2 separate regions of the Homo sapiens genome follow, and region 1 is linked to region 2. A link is a contact called in ENCODE Hi-C or POLR2A ChIA-PET data. All regions are on one chromosome and are shown on one strand. Each heading gives the region's core, a stretch centred on a gene start or an enhancer-like site at or near the end of the contact. The rest is flanking DNA. Distances are from core to core; before and after follow the strand shown. Region 1 overlaps DAB2IP (DAB2 interacting protein). Region 2 overlaps TTLL11 (tubulin tyrosine ligase like 11).

Region 1 (4,654 bases), core at 1-2,500, 64 kb before region 2:
CTGCAGCCCATCTCAGGGAGTGGCACTTCCTCTCCGTCTGAGGCTAAGCCAACCCATTCCCCATTCCAAGCCATATCAAGCCCCCCAAGTCCTTGCAGCCTTCAGTTCCCCCCACCCACATTCTTCTCTCCAAAGCCCCCCTGGACCCCGCCACAGTTGTGCTTTCTTCCAAGGAGCTAGCTTCTGGGGAGGGGCCAGGGAGAGGCCAGAGAAAAGCGTAGAATGAGGAGGAGGCCAGGGCAAGTGCAGCCCTCCCACCAAGTCATGCTCTCCACAGAGCCTGCTCTCATTCCTTGTTTTTGCCAGGAACTCCAGCCCCCGCCTGCCAGTCAAACAAGGGAGCGGCAGCAGGAGGCTGGGCAAGAGGAGGTTTCACCGGGCCCCCACTTCAGTTACCAGTCTGATTAGGAACAAGAGGGAAGAGGCAGAGGGAACCCAGTGACTCTGAAGTTGGGGTTCTCAATGCAGGATCCGTGGATAGCAGAGAGCCACTGAGTTGTGGCTTAGGGCTTAGCTAAGGAGGAGTTTTCCAGAGCAAGCCAGGCCCCAGTACCCATTGTCCCAAGATGCAGCTGAACAGGGAAGGGGTCTTCCAGGCAGCGCGGCCTGAAATGTGCAGTGCTGGCCCCTAAAGAAGAGGTTCTGTGCAGGAGCAGCCGCCTCAGCCTCTGGTCCCCGGATTCTCCCACTCCTGCCACCCCAGCGCATCCATCTCCCCAGCGCTGGCTCAGGCTGCCAGGCCCCGGCAGGTTGGCGGGTGCTGTCGGTTTGGACCCGCCTTGGCTGCACTCACAGTTCTTCTTTTCCCCTTCTTTCCCTGTGTGTGCTTGTCTCCCTGCAGTCTGATAGATTTCACCCGGTTACCGTCTCCAACCCCCGAAAACAAGGACTTGTTTTTTGTCACAAGGTCCTCCGGGGTCCAGCCCTCACCTGCCCGCAGCTCGAGTTACTCGGAAGCCAACGAGCCTGATCTTCAGATGGCCAACGGTGGCAAGAGCCTCTCCATGGTGGACCTCCAGGACGCCCGCACGCTGGATGGGGAGGCAGGCTCCCCGGCGGGCCCCGACGTCCTCCCCACAGATGGGCAGGCCGCTGCAGCTCAGCTGGTGGCCGGGTGGCCGGCCCGGGCAACCCCAGTGAACCTGGCAGGGCTGGCCACGGTGCGGCGGGCAGGCCAGACACCAACCACACCAGGCACCTCCGAGGGCGCGCCAGGCCGGCCCCAGCTGTTGGCACCGCTCTCCTTCCAGAACCCTGTGTACCAGATGGCGGCTGGCCTGCCGCTGTCACCCCGTGGCCTTGGCGACTCAGGCTCTGAGGGCCACAGCTCCCTGAGCTCACACAGCAACAGCGAGGAGTTGGCGGCTGCTGCCAAGCTGGGAAGTTTCAGCACTGCCGCGGAGGAGCTGGCTCGGCGGCCCGGTGAGCTGGCACGGCGACAGATGTCACTGACTGAAAAAGGCGGGCAGCCCACGGTGCCACGGCAGAACAGTGCTGGCCCCCAGAGGAGGATCGACCAGCCTCCGCCCCCACCCCCGCCGCCACCTCCTGCCCCCCGCGGCCGGACGCCCCCCAACCTGCTGAGCACCCTGCAGTACCCAAGACCCTCAAGCGGAACCCTGGCGTCGGCCTCACCTGATTGGGTGGGCCCCAGTACCCGCCTGAGGCAGCAGTCCTCTTCCTCCAAGGGGGACAGCCCAGAACTGAAGCCACGGGCAGTGCACAAGCAGGTCAGTGCTGCTAGTCAGAGGGCAGGGCTGGGCACTTGGGCCCAGCTGGGGCTGTCATACCCCATACCATGCTCCTCCTCTCGGTCATTTCACCTCCACCCTCACCCAGCTGCCATCCCATCCCACCAGCCTGCCACATGCGCCACCACCCCCTCCCCCTGGCTTCTTCCTGAATCCTGTGAACCAGGGACACTGTAGCCTTGGGGAACTCCAGGCTCCTCTGTCAGTGCCCCTAGGGGCAGGCTGGGGTCAGAGAGAAAGAGGAGGAGAGTGCATTCATCTTCGGTTCCAAGCCTGTCGAAGCGCCTACCCAGCTCTGCCCCCACACGCCCCTCCCAAAATGTTTTCACAGGCTGGACAGGCCTTCAGGCACAACCACCTGGAGCATGGATGACCCTGTCACCCAAAGGCTGCAGGCAGTGTCTGGAGTGGAGGTGCCTTGGGCTGACAGCCCAGCCTGGCCCTGTCCCCCACTCAGTGCAGCCTGCCCCGGTGCCCCCAGTGGCAGGGTCACTCACTGTCCTCTTGGCAGCAGAGTGTGGTGCTCAGGAGGCCACCTGGCACCTGTCAGCTCTGCCTTTGGCTGCCGTCTGAGAGACAGTTCCCGGGTGGGGACTGCCTCGGTAGGCGCTCAGTCAGCTGGAGGTCCCCTCTTCCCACCGTGTCCCAGAGTTGCTTGTCCTTGTGGCTCACCTGGGCCACTCCCGCCCCTCCTGCTTGCCCTCCACCTCCCTGCAGCCCCTCACAGCTGTGTTTCATTGTAGGGCCCTTCACCTGTGAGCCCCAATGCCCTGGACCGCACAGCCGCTTGGCTCTTGACCATGAACGCGCAGTTGTTAGAAGACGAGGGCCTGGGCCCAGACCCCCCCCACAGGGATAGGCTAAGGAGTAAGGACGAGCTCAGCCAAGCAGAAAAGGTAAAACTGGACCCTGGCGGCTCGGGACAGGGCGGGGCTGCCTCCCGGCAGCAGCTGGTAGGAGTCTCTCCCCCAGGTCCCCCAGCAACGGGTGCTGCTGTCCTTGTGAAGGGCCCGTCACCTCTGAGCCCCTGTTCCCTGTGAGAATAGCAGTCAGTGGGGTCTGGAAGAAAAGCAACAAGAGGGATGGATTAGCAGCTTAGACCTGAGGCTTCCCATCTGCAGATTGGAATCACCAGGGAATTGTCTTGGATACAGACTCCTGGGACCTCTGGGAAGGCTCCTTAGCCCAGGCAACTGAGGCAGTTGAGCTTCCTGAGGACCTGGGGGTTGAGGGCTGAGGGTGCCCAAGTGACATATAGAAGCCCCCCTGAGGGAACTTGGTACCTGAGGAGGCAGAGGCATGGGTCCCCAGGATGGCTGGGAGAGCCACCCCAGCCTGGCCCCCAAGGCTTGTGCCTGCCCACGGCCTGGCTCTTCACCCCTCTGGTCTCCACCAGGGCCTGGGAAAGAAACAGCAGTTACCAGCTTGGGGGGTGGGGTCAGGCTGCCATTGAGATGTTTTCTTCCCCACCCCCGGGAAAAGAATCTACTCTAAAAATGAAACTCTCACTCTGCCACACACTCTGCCATCTGCTGGGGCAAGGGGATGCTTCGTTGGTCTCCCAAGCCTTCCAGCTGTGGCAGCTGCTCTGGATCTGGGGGTAGTTTTTGTCTCCTACTGCCAGCTGCAGTCCATGTAGACGGAGGAACCAGCGCAGGCCCCAGAACGGCAGGCGCTTCTCCACTCCCCTCTGGATGCTCTCGCCCCGCTGGGCCCCAGGAAAGCCTGTGGCAACCTCTCGAGCAAGGGTATTGGGGTCAGAATGGCAGAACTCCTTCTCCCCGGCCTCAGGCGAGGCCCGTCTCCATGCTGCATCCTGCCACCGCCACCATCCCCGGTCCGCTACATCCACCTGCTTTCACCATAGTTACATGAAGGGGACCGGGGGACAGGGAACACAGTGCTCCCAGAGCCAGAGTTTGGCTGGGGAGTGAGGAGGACTGGCCTCACTCCAGGCTTTTTGCATCCCTGTGTCCTCATGGCGTCTGGCCCCTCTCGATCCCGGCGTTGGCCTTTCCTCGCTCAGCGCAGAGCACCTGACTCCTCTCTGCAGCCACGCCGCTTCCCAGCCTCGTCCACATCCCTGCTCCTCCCTGATGGTTGGGGTCTGTGCTGGACTGAGGCAGATCCAGAGCCTGGACCACCTGCCTTTCAGTTCTCTCTCTCTCCATTTCCTCATGCCACTGCCACCCCCTGGCTTTAGATTCAAACAGAGGCTGGGAAGCTGGGATCTTACCCTGCTAGTCAGTCGCTCTTCATGTGACATGGTCACCTTGTCTGGGCCTCAGTTTCCCCTCCTGCAGAGCTCCCACCTCTCAGGGTGCTGTCACATGTCCTTCATGTATCCAAGGGTTTTTTAACCTTTGTCATATAAAAGTTCAAAGCCCTAGTTACACCCTCAGTCCTGGGACTTGGGTCTAAGTCTTCATCCCCGCTGTAGCCATACAGGTCAGGCTGGGAGTTTGGAGTGGAGGCCCCACGGTGGGGCACAGGCACGCGTCTGGCTGCAGCCCCCACCAGCTGGGCTCCTTGGGCATCTCCTTGCTATGTGAAGTGGGCGGGTCACAGCCACTGGGGCCTTTCAAGTGGGGCTCCCTCCTACCCTTCCTCCCACTCGGGCTGACGAAGCTGTGCTCTCTGTGTCCTGGGTGCTGTGCCCGTGGACGCTGCCCTCCTGGTAGGACCTGGCGGTGCTGCAGGACAAGCTGCGAATCTCCACCAAGAAGCTGGAGGAGTATGAGACCCTGTTCAAGTGCCAGGAGGAGACGACGCAGAAGCTGGTGCTGGAGTACCAGGCACGGCTGGAGGAGGGCGAGGAGCGGCTGCGGCGGCAGCAGGAGGACAAGGACATCCAGATGAAGGGCATCATCAGCAGGTGGGGCCCACACCTGCCTGGCCTGGCC
Region 2 (4,495 bases), core at 475-2,974:
ATGACACGAACACAAGTTCCTGAGTCACCATCTGGGAAGACAGGGCCACAGTTCTAGTCACTGCTTCCTGCAACTGCTTCATGCTGTTGTGGACATTTCTCGAGAGATTAATGGCTCCTATAGAACCTTTGGAGGCTCAGGACTCATTCCTCAGCAAGTGGTCAAAATCTCTGGCTTAAAAAGGACTTCAGAGATAACACAATCTAGGCCCTTGCAGGGTAACAACAACACCCAGAATGACAAGAGGGATTACTAAGAGTGGTCTGTATACAACACGTGCTTAATATGTGTCAGGCACTGTGGTGAGTACTTTATGGGCACCTTTTGTTTAATCCTCAGAACAAAATCTGGATGGTAGATGCTTTTATGGCCCCTGATTGTCTGTGGTTGTTTGCCTTTGTTTAGTGATATGGCAAAGCTTTGCATTTGTCTTGGGCTCTGTGTGTTAGTTGGGTGTGGGCAGACCTAGCCATTCACTCAGAGTCCTCCAGGCTGGGGCTGGTAGTGGGGATAAAAAACCAGGGCAGATAAAGCATGATTTCTGGTCCTGTCGCTGTGGCTTTCTGTAGTTGCCCTGTGAGATTCTGAAGGGCATGGGTTGCCCTTCCTGACATTGCTAACAACAGCCATCCAGCCCCCCAACTTGGTTGCTTCCAGTGATGGGGAGCTCACCACTGCCCCAGGAGGTCCCTTCTCACTGCCATGTGCTCTCTGCTCTCTGCCTGGGAGCTGAAATGTGCAAAACCTCCCCCGACACCCCAGTTTAACACAGAGTAAATCAACCTCTTCTTCCATCACCACAGCCTTTCTCTACGAGGATCTGAGGATTCAGAAGGCAGTAACCATGACCACTCAGTTCTGCCAGCCCTGGCTGACTCCTCAATGTGCAGATTCACAGATGGGCAAGCCTCCTCTGATGCAGGGCAGGGAGAAGCAGGGAGAGGGTAGGATGACCCAACGTGAGATGGGGGTGTTAGAACACAAAGGAAGAAGCAAGTCATTGCCTGGAAGAGGCAGGATAGGTTACAGGGTGCCTGTGGTGCACATGGTGAGAAAATTCAGACAGAGGCAATGCACAGGTAGTGGAAAGTGAAGGTCCTGTTTCCCTCCTCTGCCTTGCGACCTCCAATTCCTGTGAGCTGGAAGTGAATGCTGTTTGCAATTTCTGGCATATACGCATAAAAATGAAATATGTGCACTGCTGTGTGCATCAATATCTGTATCCATATAATTTTGCACACAAATAGGATCACCTTATAGCTACCGTACTGCACTTACACAATTTTAACCATGCCTTGACGCTTCTCCGTGTCAGCATATATAGATCTACCCTGTTGTTTATAGACTGTATAGAATTCCATAGTATAGATGTACCATGAGTTTCTAAAATCCTTCCCCTACTAATGGACACTTAGGATGCTTTTCTCCTGTTTTCTTCTTTTTTTGATATTGTGAATAATGGTGCAATGAACATCTTTGTGTATATATCAGTACATACTTGAATGAGCAATCATCTCTTTCCAGTGGAACTTATGGGTCAAGTATTATTTTTACTAGTATGTTTTGATAGCTCTTGCCAAATTAACTTGGGGTTGGGATCTTCAAGGATCAGCACTGAGGAGGAAGATCTTTCTGAGGAGAGGAACTAGTAGTACAAAATCTTGGTGCTTTGAAAGGGCTTTTTCAGGGTGTTAGGGAACAGAGCTGGTGCTGTGGGCGGTCTGGCAGGTGGGCCTGGAGCGGGTGGGGGTGAGGGATGAGGGGAGGAAAGGGAGTTTGTCTACAGTCGGTCCTGATTAATGCTCCCAGCTTGTCAGTTTCTCCCCTGCTCCTGAATGCCACCATCTGCCATCAACCAGCCCTGGGATCTTGTGTGGTTGAAAAGCCTGCCTTCCTGTCACTATCCTCTCTCTCTCTGTTCCCTTCTCAGCCAGACTGCCCTTCCCTCCTGGGGTGGCACTGCCTCCACAGCCTCCCTTCCAGCTCAAGAGAGGATGTCCACTCCCTGTCTCTCCTCCCAAAGGGCTCACGCCAAACGCCTGGGTACCTTCCACTCCCATGTCAGCTCTGAGCTCCTCTTGGCTCTCTCCCCACAGCATGTGACCACGTGGAAGCCTCCCTCCTGGAGACACGGTCTTCCCACGTCTGTTTCATCTCGCTCTCCTGCTTCTTGCTCTCTCTCTCTTGCTGGCTTCTGTCTGCTTTTCCTTGCTGTGGGCCCCACAGGGCTCTCTCTCTCGCTCTCTCTTCCTGTCATTCATTCCCCAGGTTGAAATACCTTCAATGAATCCATGCCCTCCAAATCATTGTCTCCAGGCCAGCCTGCTTTTTTGCCACTGGGATATCGCATTAGCCTGTTAAAAATGAATCTCTTGGTCTTCCCTTCCCAATTCTGTTTTTCCTTGAGTCTCGCCCATTTTAATAAATGGTCTCTCCACCCACCTAGTTGTTCAAGCCAGAAGCCTGAGGTCATTTTTGAGACTTCTCTTACCTCCTCTCAACACCTCCACATCCCTAGGACCATAAACCTCTGCTCTCCTGCCCTCCCCCACCTGAGCAGCTGTCGTCCCTTGAAGCCCCCACAGCCTCCTCGCTGGTCTCCCTGTTTCCACTATTGCCCCTTTCAATACAGCATCCAGAATGACCTTTTAGAAACACAAATCAGGGCTGGGCATAGTGGCTCATGCCTGTAATCCCAGCACTTTGGGAGGCCGAGGTGGGCGGATCACCTGAGGTCAGAAGCTCAAGACCAGCCTGGCCAACATGGTGAAACCCTGTCTCTACCAAAAATACAAAAATTAGCAGGGCGTTGTGGCATGTGCCTGTAGTCCCAGCTACTCAGGAGGCTGAAGCACAAGAATCGCTTGAACCCAGGAGGCGGAGGTTGCAGTGAGCTGAGATTGTGCCACTGCACTCCAGACTGGGTGACAGAGTAAGATTCTGTCAAGAAAGAAAGAAAAGAAAGAAAGAAAGAGAGAAAGAAAGAGAGAAAGCAAGCAAGCAAGCAAGAAAGCAAGCAAGCAAGCAAGCAAGCAAGCAAGCAAGCAAGCAAGCAAAGATAGATCAAACCACGCACTCCCCCACTTTAAACTCTTCAACAACAACATTTCTTGCCCTGCCCACCTTTCTTGCCCTGCTCTGAGGGATCGAGCCCCGCCTCTCCAGCTGCCGCTGTAACCCACGCCCCTGCTCCCGTCACCCTGCGGGCCTTCATTTCGCAGAACCTGCTCCCCGCATTCCCACCTTGGGGCCGGTCCCTGGCCTCTGCTCAGAACACCCTGAGTCCCACCTGGCGAAGCTTCCATCTCAGCATTACCTTCACTGACACATCTCTTTGATCCACCTCTTAATATAAATGAGGTCCTCTCTGTCCTCCTCATTAAAACTTATTTCACAGAACGCATCACAACGTCTAATTACATGCAATTTCTGCGTTTCCATGTTTAATGTCTGCCTCGGCCACCGGATGTCAGCAGTGCTAGGGCTTGGGTGTTCTGTTCATCCCTGCACGTCCCCATCACCCCCAGTGCCTGGCGTGTAGGGGCGGCTCATTGAACATTAGGTGATCCACTTAGGGTAGAAAAAATCCAGGCTTGATATCAGACATGCCTAAGTTCAAATCCAGGGTTGGCCTCTTACACATTGCGGGGTGATCTTCGCTTACTCACTGCCCAGCTGGGAGCCTCAGTTTCTTTCTACCCTGCCCGGCTCTGGGGGGCTCAGTGATAGAAAACAGACATAAGGGGCTGGGCCTGTGTCTGGCACATGGAAGACACACTGGAAACATGGCCTTCTTTCTTGATTGTCTTTAAGTCATGAGAGGGGCCAAGCCTGGCAGAATAAAGAGTATTCTCATGGAGGGCTGCGGCTCAGAATTCCCATTCTATCCAAAGATGGGCAAATTGGAAGACGGGCAAATTGGCCCTAACTCAGCCACCAACAGCAACCCTCTTCCCCATCCCCCCGACTGTCCAGCAGTTAACTGGCGGGGCCTTCTAGAATCTCCAGAAGACCTCAGCCTCAGCCTTCTCAGCCTTGGGCAGGGCAGAGCAGTGCCCACTCACCAAGTGGACTGAGCCCTATCCTCAAGGTGAGACCCCTCTGAGGAGCTCTTCAAAGCTGGCCTGCCATTTGGAGCGGTGACAGGAGGCAGATCAGTGTCAAAAATAAGACAGAGCAGTGGGTTTCAACTTGACTCACATTAAGAATGTCACGTTAGAGCACAAATGAGAGAGAAGAGAAATGCTCTTTTATGCGGGAGTTTATTTTTGTCACTTTGTCAGAGAGAAACTGCAGCCTGGAGGGCACTGGAGCTGCATCGAATCACCCAAAACATTAACATGCAAATTGCCTTCTTTACAGAAGGTAATTTTATTAGTGCACGAAAATGTTTCTTTCACTGTATTCATGCCTAGGAGCAGTGCTATCTGGGGGCCAGTTAGGGCAACCGCAAGAGAAGAATTAGGGACAGTCCTGAACTCGGTTAAGATCTATT

Evidence for each region. Hi-C counts contacts between places; a loop is a spot of excess contacts on that map. ChIA-PET counts read pairs that join two places held with the same protein, here RNA polymerase II (POLR2A). Pooled maps may share reads with other maps.
Region 1: a loop to region 2 is called in a map of right cardiac atrium, with 3 times the contacts of the local background. The contact joins two enhancer-like sites. A Hi-C loop is called at or near these places in 4 of 168 maps with a recorded cell type or tissue (PC-9, heart left ventricle, right cardiac atrium and 1 more), 1 of 37 single-sample maps with no recorded cell type and 1 of 50 pooled maps. POLR2A ChIA-PET finds 5 or more read pairs at or near these places in 1 of 52 experiments (GM10248).

What each region holds. Positions count from the first base shown.
Region 1 is chr9:121,771,766-121,776,419 of GRCh38, forward strand. DAB2IP (DAB2 interacting protein) reads left to right here. Exons shown (of 16, transcript NM_001395010.1): 12 at 842-1,730; 13 at 2,495-2,647; 14 at 4,433-4,626. Among named protein-coding and RNA genes, the nearest start is that of DAB2IP, 120 kb to the left of the region's middle. Within about 2 kb of position 1,251, at least 12 of the 41 ENCODE cell types and tissues checked have a DNase peak (open chromatin) inside an H3K27ac peak, as active enhancers do.
Region 2 is chr9:121,835,772-121,840,266 of GRCh38, forward strand. The region is part of intron 8 of TTLL11 (tubulin tyrosine ligase like 11); the gene reads right to left. Among named protein-coding and RNA genes, the nearest start is that of DAB2IP, 190 kb to the left of the region's middle. Within about 2 kb of position 1,725, at least 2 of the 41 ENCODE cell types and tissues checked have a DNase peak (open chromatin) inside an H3K27ac peak, as active enhancers do.